Linked DNA regions of Homo sapiens: region 1 is linked to region 2. The links are chromatin loops, found by intact Hi-C in ENCODE. Cell type or tissue: heart left ventricle. All regions are shown on one strand. Each heading gives the region's core, and the rest is flanking DNA. Links, peaks and the distances in the headings are about the cores only.

The links. Hi-C counts contacts between places; a loop is a spot of excess contacts. Peaks named below come from ENCODE experiments on the same cell type or tissue, not always from the same donor. Only the 100,000 strongest peaks of a DNase experiment are listed, where the experiment ranks them.
Region 1: a loop joins it to region 2, with 2.3 times the contacts of the local background. A loop is called at or near these places in 3 of 110 quality-filtered maps.

Annotation. Positions count from the first base shown.
Region 1 is chr7:123,598,408-123,606,751 of GRCh38, forward strand. ASB15 (ankyrin repeat and SOCS box containing 15) reads left to right here and starts at 3,414. Exons shown (of 12, transcript NM_001290258.2): 1 at 3,414-3,507; 2 at 5,625-5,805. It also overlaps a transcript of NDUFA5 not described here. In heart left ventricle, for the core only: no CTCF peak of the experiment used is centred there; no DNase peak of the experiment used is centred there; H3K4me3 peaks cover 3,744 bases; H3K27ac peaks cover 4,972 bases.
Region 2 is chr7:123,651,309-123,659,652 of GRCh38, forward strand. It overlaps LMOD2 (leiomodin 2), which reads left to right and starts at 4,558. Exons shown (of 3, transcript NM_207163.3): 1 at 4,558-4,928. The coding sequence starts at 4,656. In heart left ventricle, for the core only: no CTCF peak of the experiment used is centred there; a DNase peak (open chromatin) is centred at 4,583; H3K4me3 peaks cover 4,376 bases; H3K27ac peaks cover 6,452 bases.

The DNA of each region.
Region 1 (8,344 bases), core at 207-8,206, 53 kb before region 2:
TACATATTCTCTCCTTTTAATCCAAGTTTGTTTCTCTTAGATACACTTGAAATGCCTTTCACAATAGTGAAAATTAAGTACTTTGTTCGCAAAAGGAAAAACAAGAAAAAAAAAGATCAACCAGCTTTTAAAAAATTTATTGTGACTCAACCTTAATTGACTTAAACTTTGGTTAAACAGAAATAACTGCGAACCCATTTGAACAAGTCATCAGTGTTCAACAAAATATTCAACACATATTTGATGAGTGCCAAAAACTTTACTAGACAAAGTGAACTTTGAAACCCCTAACTGAAACCCCATACAGGATCTTCCTCACTGTTTGTTTGTCATTAATTTAGTATAACTACCTATAGTGCTACCTTACTAAAAAATACTATTTCCGTCACTTGCCTTTGCTTGGCTACATGGCAACTAAATGACCAGAGTAATGTCAACAACGTGGATTCTTCCAGGGGCCTGTGACATCAGTGCTGTTGGAGGAGTTCAGTGCTAATAGATTTGGCTCATGTTTTCAGTTGTTTGATTTTCAGTCTGGAAAAACAGCGTACAGCATAGCAAAAATAAACAATTACCAAGGTTCTGGGAAGCATACTAGAAATAAAGGATTTATTTTATGTTTTTATATTCTTTTCTACTGTTTTATGCCTAACCAAAATAAAATGTGCATTTCTTAAATCACTGACCCCAAGGCCAAAATAATGGTCAAGTACAAAAAAGAAAGAAGGAGAAAAAGGAGAAAGCCTGAAATATACCAAAGTGAAAATGAAGCCAAGAGAGATATACATGGGTATTGCTTACTAAACAACAAAATAAGAGGATAACTTAAAAACAACAACAAAAAAGAATACCAAAAAAACACACAAAACAAACAAAAAATAATAGGATAACTTAAAGTAGGACTCCCCAAGGTGTTTGAACAACACCATTTTTTGTAGAAGGCAAAGATAAAGCTCCAGTTCTGACAAAGCCTCATAAAGAATGGGCTGGATCAGAAAGGACTTAATAAGTGGCATTGTAGAGGGTAGATGGGATTGTATGACTAATCATAGCAAGAGCTGTTTTTTAAAATCCAGGCCTGCAAGTGCCACACTCTTTTTCAGGAAGAAAGAATACCTGTGGGCAAAGTGAGGCTGTAGCAGTGGCAGGTGCCTAAAATATGAAGGCCAAGCTGCCACATTGCTCCCTGGAAATTCACAAACAATGCTACCTAAATTTCTTATTCCCAAAATAGAAATAGGTGGGTCCAAGGACAGTTCTTCTAACACCGTGCTTCAACTATTTTAACCTAAGACTCTTCATCTTTCATATCAGTTGCTATAATTATCATTTTGAAACAGTACATGCATTTCTTGCTATATATAGATAGAAGGAATGCGTATTTGGATGTCAGTGTCATTTTGTATACCTTCCTTGGAACAACAGTAGTATTCAACTAGTCCTTCACTGTTAAATCTGACCCCTCCCTGAAACTCATTCTCACCAGACAAAACTAGAGGCACTGTTTGAAAAGCTAGGACTCATTTTGTTTCCCCTTTGAGAAAACCCACAGGAAAAGCCAGCTTTCATAGAGGCAAATGTGGAAGCGATTACTAGCATTATGAATAGATCATTCTTTCAAATATATGAGTTACTCAAAGTATGTCTTATTGTGTGTGCATAGATGACTAACTACTTGAGGAATAGGCCTCATTAAAATGGTGGTGCCATGGTCATTGTATCATCATCATCATCATCACTCCCATACTACAGATAAATAATCTCAAAAATGTAAATAATGCATCTACAGAAACAGTAAGTGGTAAAGCAAGACGTGTTCACAGGACTATGTCTTCAGTAACAGGCTCTCATTTATTTTACCACATGATCTTATTTTGGCTTTTCTATCATTATATGCATTATTTTAAATGTTGTATGGTATAGGTAGATCTATAACAACTATTATATAAACGGATAAAACAGGCATACCATCATTAGTTTAAGAGCAGAAAAGTCACTGCAATGTGTCAAGCCACACTTTAAAGTGTTAGGTGCACATTTTCCCACACATTTGCATTATACTCTAAAGCTTTATATGAATTTCTAATATTGTAAGTAAAAAAAAGTTGTATAAAATTAAAGTGTTTCACAATGCTGATTGCTTTTCACAAGAATTCTTCATTGAAAAATTCCAAATTAGATTAATAATGATAAAATGTAGACAATGTATGCAATGATCTAACTTTTACCCTTGACTATTGCAATACACAGTTAATAGTGGTTTAAACATAAAATACTTCTCAGTTTGCTTTGAAGATGACTGAAACGCACCTTCTTTTATCACAGTTAAAGAGGAGTTAGGACCTCTCATTTCACATTTACGGTTTCTCAATTTTTGAAATAAAACTGGCAAATTCACTACAATCCACGTATTTATATTCATTAACACTGAGTACAAAGAAAATGTCAGAGATGAGACGAAAAACAAAAGCGTGTAGTGCTCCCAGTAGCTTAAGAAGTAGAGAGTTTCAGGAAAAAGGGAAGAATCACTGGCAGCAAATCCAATGAGGGTTTGTAAAATAAGAAATGAAAATGAATATAAAATATGAAATGAGTTTCTAATGTAAGTCAGAAAGAGGTCACTGAGACCTGCAAAACGAGTTGTTTTAGTAGGGGGGTGTAGGGGATAGAGGCCAGATGGCTTTGTGAGTGCCGATGGTGGCCTGAGTTAATCCAAGGATAGCTGTGTCAAAACAAATTTAAGGCAGACTATTTTCATTGGAAAATCAGTAAGACAATAAACTTAATTGGTTTTTTAAAAGAAAACAACCTTCCTCAATTAAAAATCCCAATTTTTTTGCTTGTTTTATTAATACATTTGCTACTCATTTTTTTAGACTATATATGCTCAATAACTTGACCTAAAAATTCTTGATCAGATTAGATGTCACTGACTGCCCTATCTCCGTCTGTATATCAGACTAGCAATTATTAAACAAAAATCAAAGACAGCAAATTAGTATGACAAGAAGATTGTATTTAATGAAATTTGACCTGAATCTGAAAGATGGAGAAAGAAAAATAGTGTGTATTAAAATATGTCAAAAGTGGATTAGGCTCTGACAACACAAAGACTTACAGATTTGTCTCTTGAACAAATACCTTTAAATTGTGCGTTAATTCCAAGTGGTTTGGTTTTGTTCCATCAGTAGCAACACTCCCTGCAGCTGAATTGGCAGGTCCTTTGTTTTCATAAGAGTTCTTTGAACCAATCAGGACAGAGATAATCTTATTATACCTCTGTAGGCTTGCGTTTCTTTTGATGAGAGTCTAGAGAAGTCATGGGTAATACTTTACCGTGTGCCAGAGACCGCTTATGTTTCAGTTGTACAAGGTCAGGTCTTAATTTAACCACCAACTGGATACTTAATTTTAGATACACAGAAGCACACATTGGCTCCAGGGCACTTCCTCTGATTTAGGAAGGCAAGTCCCTGGATAAGAATGACAAGATGATCATTCCAAAAGGTGAGATTATGAAATATTTGATCTGTACCTCACCAACTAGCTTATTGAATAGTTCATTATTGGTAATATTTTAAACAGATTGAAATACAAATTATAGTAGCTACTCATTACTTTCTTTCCACTTGATCACCTACGGGCTTACCTGTTTAGAGCCTTTTTAATTAGAGACTAAAGCTAGAATTTGTTTGCTTATAGAATATCAACTCAATTGCATAATTACTAAGCATAAAAAATTGTATCATGAGAAAAACAGATTAAGAATGAGTATCCTTATAGAACATGTCAATATATTTACTATAGAATCCCAGAAGGGTCTCAGCTCACCTCTTGGTTTCTAATAAAAAAAATTAAATAATTTTTGTGAATAAATAAAATAAATCTTTTAAGGCTTTTTCATCACTTGTTGAAAAAGATGAATGCTTTCTGCCCAGATTGAAACATTTCTTTAAATTAGTTAGATTTTTTAAAAAATAAACCGAATAGAATTGGAAATTTACTCCTGCAAATTATATCACAAAATCTAAAGGTTGGAAAGTCCTTAAAATTTATCTGATATCGTCACTCATATTGTTCTTAAATGCACAGTTAACTTCTAAGGAGCTTTCTATATCTAAAATGATTTGACTTCCACGAAGTAAAGCAGTGATGTGGACAAGAAAAATCTTATCACTGCTTTGTGCTGAGATTATTAATTTATTGTGATAAAAATTATAATTTTACACTTCAGTTATTTTATGAGAATATTTTATCTTCAAATAGAAATTTGCCTACAAGTTTTATATTTCCCCTGGAGTTGTTCGATGAATTTGTTAGGTAGTTGCTTAAACTTTTTGAGAAAACTTTTTCTCAGGTTTATGAATTTTTAGGTTACAAAATAAGACCCTCTTTTCATTAATTCATTCAAAGTAGCTGAGTCATAGTTAGAGTATACTGGTTAAGCGTGTGTGGCCTCCATTGTCAGATGACTGGGCTATATCCCACTCTCCACTGCCCACTAGATATGTGGGCTTAGGTAAGTTACCTAATGACTCTGTGCTTCAGTTTTCTCATCTGTAAAGTGGGGGAGAATTATGTCATAGACGTTAAGTGACATCCATTTAATGCACTTAGTGTAATCCCTATCACAGGTAAACACTCAATAGATATTAGTTATAATAATTATTAAACTCAATATAAAAATACTTATTAAAGACTTGCTATGCTATGTGCTTTACTGTGTGCTAAACCTTAAAGAGAAATTGGTATTATTTCTGGAGAAAAATCTAAAATACATTATTTAAAGGCAGAAAACTCTCTGAGGGCATGGATCCCATATATATGTGTCTAGCCCTGTGCCTGGAACACAACAGACGTTGAATGTATATTTTTGCATGGACAAATAGGATAGTCTGAACATCCTTAGGAAAAAAATAATCACTAAGAATTGGTGGGTTAATTCTTTTCCTTTGTCTTTTTGATTAGCAGAGCAAAGGAATGTAGTATCATAGATAACTGTGCATTTGTATTACAACAAGGTATTTGACAATATTCCTTGATGATGGTCTTATTATCAAAAAGGAGACATTAATACTAGGTGGTGGTGTCTTTAAGAGGGTTTGTAGCTGGATAAACACCTTTTCTGGGAGGGTGCAAAATAATGGATCAATGTCAACATAGAGGCCTCTGTCCTTTGCCAATTTCTTTTCAACATTTATCTTTATCAGTGGAGCTTAAGGACATATAGAAGGCATGCTTATTAAGTCAGCAAATAAAACAATACTTGGAGAGATAGAAAATGCATTCAATTTTAGCAGAAGGAAATAAAGGCCAAATTGAAAAAATATAAAATGTAATAGGAATAAATAGAGTCCAATAGGGTCCTGCATACAATTGCACAGAAAACAACGTGGGGAAAACATACGACTTGTAGATCTTTGGGATACTGGGGTCTAAATCAAGTCTGTAACATAATAGCCTAAATATTTATCTGAACTTGGACTAAATTAACAGATGTATAGTGTTTGAGAAAAGGGAACACTTAAACTTGTGTTGGTCTGACTGTAGCTGTTGTGTTGCCTTCAGAGCCTGTGGTTCAGTGTCACTTTTAGAAAGAAATGGATAAACAAATGTGTTTCCAGGAAAGCAGTCAAGACAGTGCAGGAGGTGAGGCCATCTTATAGGAAGAGCAGTTGTCCAGCCTCTGGAAGAAAAAGCTCAGTGGAGATCTGACAGCCTTCCTGGGGGATATTAACAGGGCTCCTGTGTTGCAGAGGAACACTACTTTCTCAGTGTAGCTCTGAGAAAGAGAACCAGAAAAAGGTAAGAGAAGTAGAAACATTATCTTCAGATAATGTTTTGAAGAGTGGATTCAAGTTCACTGGTTTTCCTAATTGTGAAATCTGGCTAGGCCGGGTGCCATAGCTCATGCCTATAATCCCAGCATTTTGGGAGGCCGATGGGGGAGAATCACCTGAGGTCAGGAGTTCAAGACCAGCCTGACCAACGTGGTGAAACCCTGTCTCTAATAAAAATACAAAAATTAGCCCAGCATAGTGGTGGGCTCCTGTAATCCCAGCTACTCGGGAGGCTGGGGCAGGAGAATCACTTGAACCTGGGAGGTGGATGTTGCAGTGAGCCGAGATCATGCCATTGGACTCCAGCTTGGTTGACAGAAGGAGACTCTGTCTAAAAAAAAAAAAAATGCTGGCTAAAGAAGAAGCACCGTGTGAGGAGATAGCAAACTCCCTGACACTTTGATGTTCAAACTGAGGCTACCAATTACTTATTGGGCATGTTGTAAATAAAATTTACAGGTGGGGCTACCTGACAGTCTTTAACTCTGAAAATTGGTGATTCTAGGGAAAAGGAGGGAGAAGAAAATAAAATGGGGGTGTCAGGGTCAATATTCAAGGGTAAGGAATAGAACTAAAACTTTCAAAAAGTACTAGAATCCTACTTTCCCATTCCACAGGAGTTCAATCACAGAATAATAACAGGTAATGTTTACTGACTACTTGTGACACGTCAGACACAGTTAACCAGGCAGCTAATGCAGGCAGGTCGGCATTTGAACAAAGGTTCAACCGTTATATTCAACTGCCTCCAACAGAAAGAAATCAATGGCCTGTACATGATTTCAAAACAAGATATGAAAAAATGCAGTGACTCATTATTATTTGAATCAATTTTGAAGGGAAAAAAATTTGACTTGAGCACCAGACAGGATTGTTTGTCATGTTGAACAAAATACATTATGCCAGGAATGAATATTTTTGGAGAGAATATATGCATATATATTTGTATATGAATATTTATGTGTATATGCATAAGAATAATACTTTTTAAAATGCTCAACATCCCTAATCATTAGAGAAATGCAAATCAAAACCACAATGAGATACCATCTCACACACCAGTCAGAATGGCTACTACTAAAAAGTCAAAAAATAACAGATGCTGGCGAGGTTATGGAGAAAAGGGAATGCTTATACAATGCTGGTGGGAATGTAACTTAGTTCGGCCACTGTGGAAAACAGTTTGGTGATTTCTCAAAGAACTTAAAGCAGAATTACCATTCAATCCAGTAATCGCATTTTTGGATATACACCCAAAGGAATATAAATCACCGTACCATAAAGATACATGCACACGTACGTTCACTGCAGTATTGTTCACAACAGCAAAAACATGGAATCAACCTAAATGCACAATGACAGTAGACTGGATAAAGATAATGTTGTACGTATACACCATAGAATACTAGCCAGCCACAAAAAAGAATGAGATTGTGTCCTTTGCAGCAACATGGATGGAGCTGTAGGGTCATTATCCTAAGCAAATTAACACCGGAACAGAAAACCAAATACCCCATGTTCTCACTTACAAGTAGGAACTAAACTGTGAGTACATACGGACACAAAGAAGGGAACAACAGACGCCAAGACCTACCTGAGGGTCGAAAGTGGGAGGAGGGCAAGGATAGAAAAACTACCTATGAGGTACTATGCCTATTACCTGCATGATAAAATACTCTGTACACCAAACCCTTGCAATATACAATTTACCTATATAACAAACGTTAAGATAAAACTTAAAATGAAAGTTAAAAAAAATAATACTTTTTAAAAGTCTGGAGATATTATTTTTATTGTTACTATAGGTAATCAATGTAGTCAAAACGTTTTTTACTCACCCTACAACTCAATTGCACAAACCAAAAGTAGCTTTTTTATTGTCTGTAACTGGCCTCACCTTTCTCAGGAGCCACCACTCACTAATTAATGGAAAATAAACTATTGATTTCATGCAGACAGACACAATAACTTAGGTAATGAAGCCACTGCTTGGACGATTCAGATAAATGAATTGCTCTTTCAAATTTCTGCTCCTTCCCACGCCAAGAAACTCTCTTCACCAAGTTCTACCTGCTTTCCTGTACATTTGGGCAATCTTCTCTCTTCTCGAGGTCACCAAGGTTCCTGGCCTGCTCAGTCCTAAGAGGTAGATGCTAAGCTAATTTTCCTGAGAGGGCTTTGTAAGCTTTGCCTCTGTAAAGTCCATCTTAGTTCACTTTTCTTGTTGTTACTGGTGGTGAAAACTCTTAAAATCTACACCCTTAGCAAATTTCAAGTATACAATACAATATTGTTAACTACAGTTACATTGTTGTACATTAGATTTCCAGAATTTACTCATCCTGCTTAACTGAAATTTGTACCCCTTGGCCAGCACCTCCTAGCCCCAGGCAACCAACATTCTACTCTTTTTTCTATGACTTCAACTTTTTAGATTCCACAGATAAATATCACAATATTTGTCTCTCTGTACCTGGCTTGTTTCATTTAGCATAACGTCCTCT
Region 2 (8,344 bases), core at 18-8,017:
ACTGGATTTTTTCAATGTAGACAAAGTTCCAAAGAAAACTAAATTATTCACCATATTTAATTCTAGTCAGGGTCAGGCGGGTAGTGTTTGATCACTCAGCAGAATTGTATCCAGGAGATTTAAAGTTTGTGAAGGATACTTACAGGGGGAACCAAGAAGTATCCAACCTATTTGAACCAACTCATAAGATCATTCGTGAGTTGTGATTATTATCATAATCGGAGTGATTTGTAACAAATATACTAGGATATCTAAATGACTATTGTTTTTAAGGCAGTGTCTTTGAGAGGCCATAATGGCTTTTTCCAGTGATGCTGCCACACAGCAAAAACACACACAAAAACGAACAAACAAAAGGCATTAAGCCTTCCCTTTTGGAGCCATTTTCAGAGTCACTCATGGGACACATAAGATTTGGGAAAAGAAATCCATGTGAGATGATATTTATTCTGGGTTGTTCCAATGAGAAAATTTAAAATATGTGGATTTTTCAAGAGACTAGTTTCAAAGCAATAAAAGTAATTTTCTGAGGATTTGAGTCATCCAACAATGAAATAAGCTTTTGAAAATGTGCTATTTTCACTAAAGATGTTCAAGCAAACACTAGATGATCACAAATAGAAGTGATACAAAATTCATGTATTTCAAAGTCCTTTTGAAATCTGAGAATCTGTGATTCTAAAATATCTGAATACTAAATGTATATTATAGTTTGCATGTATCGAGCCCAGGTCTGTGTTCAAATGTTACCTTACTACAGAGATCTTCCCAGATGAAATATTACCCCCAAAATCTTCCTTCCATTTTACCCTGCTCTATTTTTCTCCATAGAACTTCTCTCTAATGTGTTCTATATTTACATGTTTGTCTAGATATTGTCTGTCTCTCCCATCTAGAATGTAAGCTCTGTGGAGGAAGGAACTTCGTTGATTTTGTTCACTTCTCTAAGCCAAGCAACTAAATTAGAATCTGGCATGTAATATGTGTTTAGTCAATTGTCCAATAAAACTTAGCAAAAAAAGGATGTTACTGAACAATTACAAACATGAGAGAGATAGGGTAAAACACAATTCCAGTGTTTCTTCGCACATATTTATATACCCTAAAACTCGCACAGTAGTCAACCTATCACATGTGGCCAATATGTATTGTTGAAAGAATGAACTCATGCTATCATTTATATGTCTTTTCTTCTTTTTTTCCCAAAAGCACACAGATTTTTACATGGCTGTAATCCTTATTCATCTTTTCACCTAAATTGTGGTACTAGAGCTGAATGACTCATCTCATGCATCAGATTTGGCTATCATGACTTGATGTCATTGCCAAAAATCAAACCCATTCAAATAAAAAAGATGGGCCCTTGCTGAGCTGAGGTTACACAAAAGCATATGCTACAGGCTGTAAAAAAAAAAACAAAAAAACAAAAAAACAAAAACAAAAAACAAAAAAAACACACAAATGAACTCATTATTTCTAATTCAATCATTATCTCTCTCATTAGCATCACTGAAAAGTGTCAGTTATTTTTGGAGTAGAATATCATAACAAGTTAAGATCAAAATAGCTAGCCAAAACATTCTCACAAGAGAGCAAAGTCAGATAGACTTATACACATTCTGATTTCAAAACTTATTATAAAGCTACAATAATTAAGACCATGTGATTTTGCATAAGGATAGATATATAGATTTATAGAACAGACTTGACTGTCTAGAAATAAACCCATGTATTTACGGTCAGTTAATTTTCCACAAAGGTTCCAAGGTAATTCAATAGAGGAAAGTATAGTTTTTTTCAACAAATGGTGCTAGGACAATTGAATATCTGTGTGCAAAAAGATAAATTTGGGCCAAGTGTTGTCACTCACGCCTGCAGTCCCAGCACTTTGGGAGGCCACGGTGGGGGCAGCATTTGAGTCCATGAGTTTGAAACCAACCACCTGGGCAACATGGCAAAACAGTGTCCCTACAAAAAATAAAAAAAAAAAAGATTAACTGGGCGTGGTTGCTTGCTGTCTCTAGTCCCAGCTACTCCGAAGGCCGAGGTGGGAGGATCACCCAAGCCCAAAAGATAAGAGGCTACAGTGAGCTATGATGGTGCCATTACACTCCAGCCTGGGCAACAGAGTCAGACTCCGCCTAAAAAAAATAAAAATAAAAAAGATGAATATATAACTTTACCTTACATATACACATAAATAAGTCAAAATGGGTAGGAAATCTAAATAAAACTAAAACTATACAACTTTCACAATAAAATATGAGTAAATCTCTGTGGCCTTGGGTTGGAAAAAAATTTTCTTTTTTTTTTAATGAGACAGAGTCTCGCTGTCACCCAGGCTGGAGGGCAGTGGTGCCATCTTGGCTCACTGCAGCCTCGGCTTCCTGGGTTCAAACCATTATCCCACCTCAGCCTCCTAAGTAGCTGGGTTTATAGGCATCTGTCACCATGCTCAGCTAATTTTTGTATGTTTACTAGAGACAGGGTTTTGCCATGTTGGCCAGGCTGGTCTCAAACTCCTGGGCTCAAGTGATCTGCCCACCTCAGCCTTCCAAAGTGTTGGAATTACAGGCGTGAGCCACCGTGCATGGCCAGAAAAAGATTTCTTAACTATAACACCAAGCAATACAACAAAAAAATTGATAAATTGGTCTTGGACTTCACCAAAATTTAAAAAGTTTGCTCTTCAAAATGAATCAAAAGACAAGCCCCAGAATAGAAAAAAAAAGTCATATACCTAATAAAATATTTGTCTCCAGCACATATAAAGATTCTTACAACTCAATAATAAGGAGACAATTAACCCAATTTTAAAATGGGCATAAGCAAGAGATTGAGGCTGCAGTGAGCTATGATCACTCCACTGCACTCCAGCCTGGGTGACCGAGCAAGACCCTGTCTCAAAAAGTTGTTTAAAAAAGGGGGAGGTAAGATTTGAATAAATATTTCACCAAAGAAGATATAAGGTGGCCAATAAACACATGAAATGATGAACATCTTACTAGGGAAATGAAAATTAAAACTATCATTTGACACCCTCTAAAATGACTATAATAGAAAGACAAGCAATAATAGGTGAGGATGTCGAGAAACCGGAACTCTCATTCATTGCTGATGGGAATGTAAATTGGTACAGCCGTTTCGGAAAACAGTTTTTTACAGTTTCTTAAAAAGTAAATTTACCATATAACCCAGTAATTCTGCTCCTACATATCTACTCAAAATAAATGAAAACCTGAGGTTACTCAAACACTTGCATGTAAATGTTCATAGAAACTTTATTCATAGATAAAAGGTAGAAACCCAAAGCTAGAAACAACCCAAATATTCACCAGCTGCTGAAGGTATAATCAGAATATCATGTACTATACATGTATTGATAAATGTATTTTTGTATGCATTAATATTTTTAATAGATTTTACATATCTATAAAATGGTGTTATATTTATGGAGTCCTATAAACTATGGATTTATTTTAACATATACACAACAATATGCTCATATATAATTTCTTTTTTTAATTTGTGCAAATGTATGGAGTACATAAGAAAATTTGTTGTATATATATAATATGTAGTGATTAAGTCATATATATAATTTCAAATTAGCATCTCTTCCATTTTCAGGCCAGATACAAATCTGGGCTCAGATTCTAGCTCTCTCACTTCTTAGCTCTGTGCTCCCATGCTAGTAACTTAACCTCTCTGAGTGTGTACTAGTTAAGTACAGGCACTAATGTACACCTTACAGGACTGTAGAATTAAAGGAGATAATGCTTAACACTGGAATGGCATAATGTCAGTCCTTAATAAATCATATCCAGTATTATTATTTGTATTTTTCGAGTTTCATTTGCAAGTCTAGATTTTTACTAGTAATCATGGTGAGTAGGAAGAAGCATTTCGTTCAGTGGAGAAAGACACCTCTCTGTACTTTCAGCTCTCCAACTTCTGACGTTTCACTTAATCTCTGAGAGCCTCAGTTGCCAACATCTATAAATGAGAATCATGTTATTCATCTCACAGTATTTATGATTAGAAAAACTTATTGAAGTGCTTTGTAAACTGCAAAGTAGGATAAAATTATGAAATACTATATTATTATGACCTTTTGTCCCCATCAATACCACCTACAGTATGTTTATAGAAGAACCAAAATAACTACCCATGGAGTATTGTGGAGACATTTCTCAACCCTAAGATTATAATGAAAGAATCTTTTCATGGCCATGGAGGTGGTGGCAAGTCATTTTCAAAATAAATTTTATTTCCCTGTTGTTTGAATACAAAGTGAGAAGAACTGTGTTACTCCTTATCTGAAACACTCTGCCTGTCCTCATGAGCTATCAGACTCAGCTAAATATGGCCCTGGCCAGTATGTTAATAATCCCCACTGGTTCTGAGACCTCCATCCACCACCGATGTGACATTCTTTGTGTTCAAATGTCTAGCTGACGTCTGATGCTTAAAACAGCCCATGCCTTCACCCCTCTCTGCATTGTCACAGCCCTGTATCACCACTCTTAAAAGGCTCCCACAGCCACTCCTAGCACCAGTTGTTGACCAGCCTGCCACTTGCCTCCCTGCCTGCTTCTGGCCGCCTTGAATGCCTGGTCCTTCAAGCTCCTTCTGGGTCTGACAAAGCAGGGACCATGTCTACCTTTGGCTACCGAAGAGGACTCAGTAAATACGAATCCATCGACGAGGATGAACTCCTCGCCTCCCTGTCAGCCGAGGAGCTGAAGGAGCTAGAGAGAGAGTTGGAAGACATTGAACCTGACCGCAACCTTCCCGTGGGGCTAAGGCAAAAGAGCCTGACAGAGAAAACCCCCACAGGGACATTCAGCAGAGAGGCACTGATGGCCTATTGGGAAAAGGAGTCCCAAAAACTCTTGGAGAAGGAGAGGCTGGGGGAATGTGGAAAGGTAGGCTCTCGGGACTTTTCCTTGGCTAACCCCACCTCCCCATCACCCCATCCCAAACCCAGACACTTGTTTTCCCTAACTTCTCAATCCTCATCACTTGAATTTTCCTATAACCCATTTATACTTGCTACTAAATCATTTTTCAGGCTGAAATAATCATGTAAATGCTATGGCCACCCAATGGATCATAATATGTAAAATTCTTAATTGGGGCTCTTTGATTGATTACAAATAGAAAGCTCAAGAGGAAAATAATTCACAATCAGTGTATGGGATTCAATATTTTGCCAAACATAAGTGTTGTTTGAGCTATATGTTGGTAATGTGGCATAATATTTGTTCCCAAGATACATGCATACGTATAAATGTATACTTTTTTTTCAGTTAAGTACATTTATTTTCTCCTATAAAGACAAAAGTGGGAACGCTGGTTGCTTTGACTGTGATAGTAGCTATGGTGAAATAGTTCTTTTCCAATACCAAGAAGTGTGGGGTGGTGGGAAGTACATGACACTGAGAGTCACAGGGCCTTGTTATGAGTCCCTGCTCTGTTCCCACATCTTTAGACCTTGAACAATCACTTTTACAGGGTTCTCTTTCCCTCTGGACATTGAGGGAGTTAGAGACAGTGTTTCTTTTGCGAATCAAGAACCCCTTTGAGATTTTGATAAGTTATGAACCTTCTTAAGAAAATAGCCCTGGGCTTGTGCAAAATACACCAACTTTTGCATAGAATTTCAAAATGATAACACATCCTGAAACCCATCTGAGGACTCAGGGGCAGCACAGCTGTATAGATGATCTCTTCGATTTCTGTCTCCTTTACGATGGTGATCCTGAGGTTAGGAAATGTGCTTATATCAGAGCTCAGGCCTATAAAGCTCTTGTGTACTGCCCAGTAAACAGTTATTTTGAATTTGCCAAATGAGTCAATACCAGAAGGAAGTCCAAAAGACTATTATTCTCTGGGAAAACAGTAATGACAATAAAGTGTCCATATAACAAAAAAAAAATTCTTCCGGAATTATGGAAGAACATAGGTCAGGAGAAACAGTTTAAAACCCTTGCACTCTGTTGGAATCATCTAAAATCAAAATGGCCTAAAGCCAATGGCAAGACTTCCACAGTACTAATCTAGGGCTGTTAGATGATCTTGATGATAGGGTTATCTTGGCCACAATTGCAGCAAGATATGTGTGAGTTTTGTCCACGTCAATCATTGCAGGAAGGGCCACTGGGATCTGGCCAGGGTCTGCCAAGGCCACAGTACTAATCAGCTAGAAGGGGTGTGTTAGAAGGAAGGACACATACAAGTCAGTACTTGGGCAGGTCAATTCCTCCACAACCATTGTTTTAAGAGGGATTTTTTTTTCTTTGATGTGATAATGAGCATCAAAATAACAATGACATTATCATCACAATTATTTAAAACTCTCTTTAATAAAATAAAACTGGCTGGGTATGCTGGCTCACGCCTATAATTCCCACACTTTTTTGGGAGGCTGAGGCAGGAGAATCACTTGAGCCTAGGAGTTCAAATCCAGCTCTGGCAATATAGTGAGATCTCATCTCTACAAAAAAAAAAAAAAAAAAAAAAAATTAGCTGGGTTTAGTGGAACATTAGCAGGTGGTAGTCCCAGCTGCTCAGGAGGCTGAGGTGGGAGGTTGGCTTCAGCATGGGAGGTTGAGGCTGCAGTGAGCTATGGTTGTGCCACTGCACTCAGCCTGAGCCACAAACCAAAACCTTGTCTCATTAAAAAAAAAAAAAAAAAAAAAGAATAAAACTGTCTCAGAATATCCAGGCTGTACAACCAATGTATCAATAATCCAACAAAGGCTTTTTAATGTCACAATGACATGATAGTGGTGGGAACCAAAGAGCAAAACCTATCGTCAGCCGGACGAACCCACCTGATCCTGCCAAAGGTTTTGCTGATCCCTGCCAATGGCTTATCAGCTCAATTAGAGAGGCTGCTGTGTTGATGGACTTCGGTTCCTTTCTAGGCTATTAACTTTTTCTCCCAGTACTTTCCCTGCTGGCCAGCTGTCTGTAGTTGCCAGGCATGATGAGCAGGAACTTGCTGATGGAGGGTGCAAATCCAATTCCCACAACAGGGAAAATCTTCGAGCAGCTGTTGGGTGGCTGGGGGAGCAAGGTAGTTGCGTAAGTGAAGAGCCATAAAGGAAGGACCCTGAGAAGGAGCGGAGGGTCTTGATTGATTATCAGGCGGCTGGCTCTGTAAAGGCTTATAAAAAGCAGATGCAACACCTGTTGAATGCCAGCCTTTCTGCCCACTTGGGCTTACACAAACTTATGCCGCATTGGGGCTCCCAGGGACCCTAGAATCCCAATGGTCTAGCTCCCCTATTGAGCAGTGGTTAAATCTCAGCACAGGTGCCAATGAGTTTCTCCCATTATCTCACTTCATTTTTAACTTTCTGCACTTGAGAACTGAGACAAGGCAAGGTTAAGAAACTCATTAGAGGTTAAGAGCTTGTACATAGAAGTGAAAATTAAAGAACATTTCAAAATTGTGGGTGCCCGGTCAGCAGCATCAGCATTACCTGGGATCTTCTTGGAACTGCAAATTATAGAGTTCCCGTCAATCTGATGAATGATAAACTCTGGGGATGGGGCCCAACAATTGGTGCTCTCACAGGTGATTATGACACACAGTAAAACTTAAGAACCGCTCAACTACAGTTACCTCCTGAATAACATGGGGGTCAGGTGAACCAACTCCTGCCCCTGCAGCATCCAAAATTCATGTATAACTTTTGACTCCCCCAAACCTTAACTACTAATAGCCTACTGTGGACAGAAGCCTTACCAATAACATAAACGGTCAATTAACACATACTTTGAATGTGATATGTACATACATAATAGGGAGGTGATCAGGAGAAACAACCGGCCACTCTTCTCATTACCTGATTTGTTTTCTAAGTTTACTAACATTCCCCTTCTCCTTGTCCAGTCCCTTGCCATCTCATCTCCCACCTCCTTATTCTATACCCTCCTTCCCACCTCCATTCTCCAAAGAATCAGGGTTAATGCCAAAGCAGTGGCATATAGGAAATCTGTAATAAAACAGGCCCCCTAGGGACAGAGTATTTTATAAAGTAAGCGAAGTCTGTTTTTTGCATCCTCTCACCTTGCCTCTGTAGACACCTTTTCCCCTTCTGTTCTTTCTCCAGATGTCCCCCACCTAGGGTGACTAATCATCTCAGATTGTCCGGAACTATCTAGATTTCATGACTAAAATCCTGGGAAACCCTTCACACTCAGGCAAACTGGGAGGGTTTATCACCTTTCTCCTGTGTGTAGTCCTGACTCTCAGCTGCTGTTAACCAATGTCAACTTAGAGCCATTCAGTAAGCAAATAATTATTGAGCTCCTACTACATGCTAAGCAC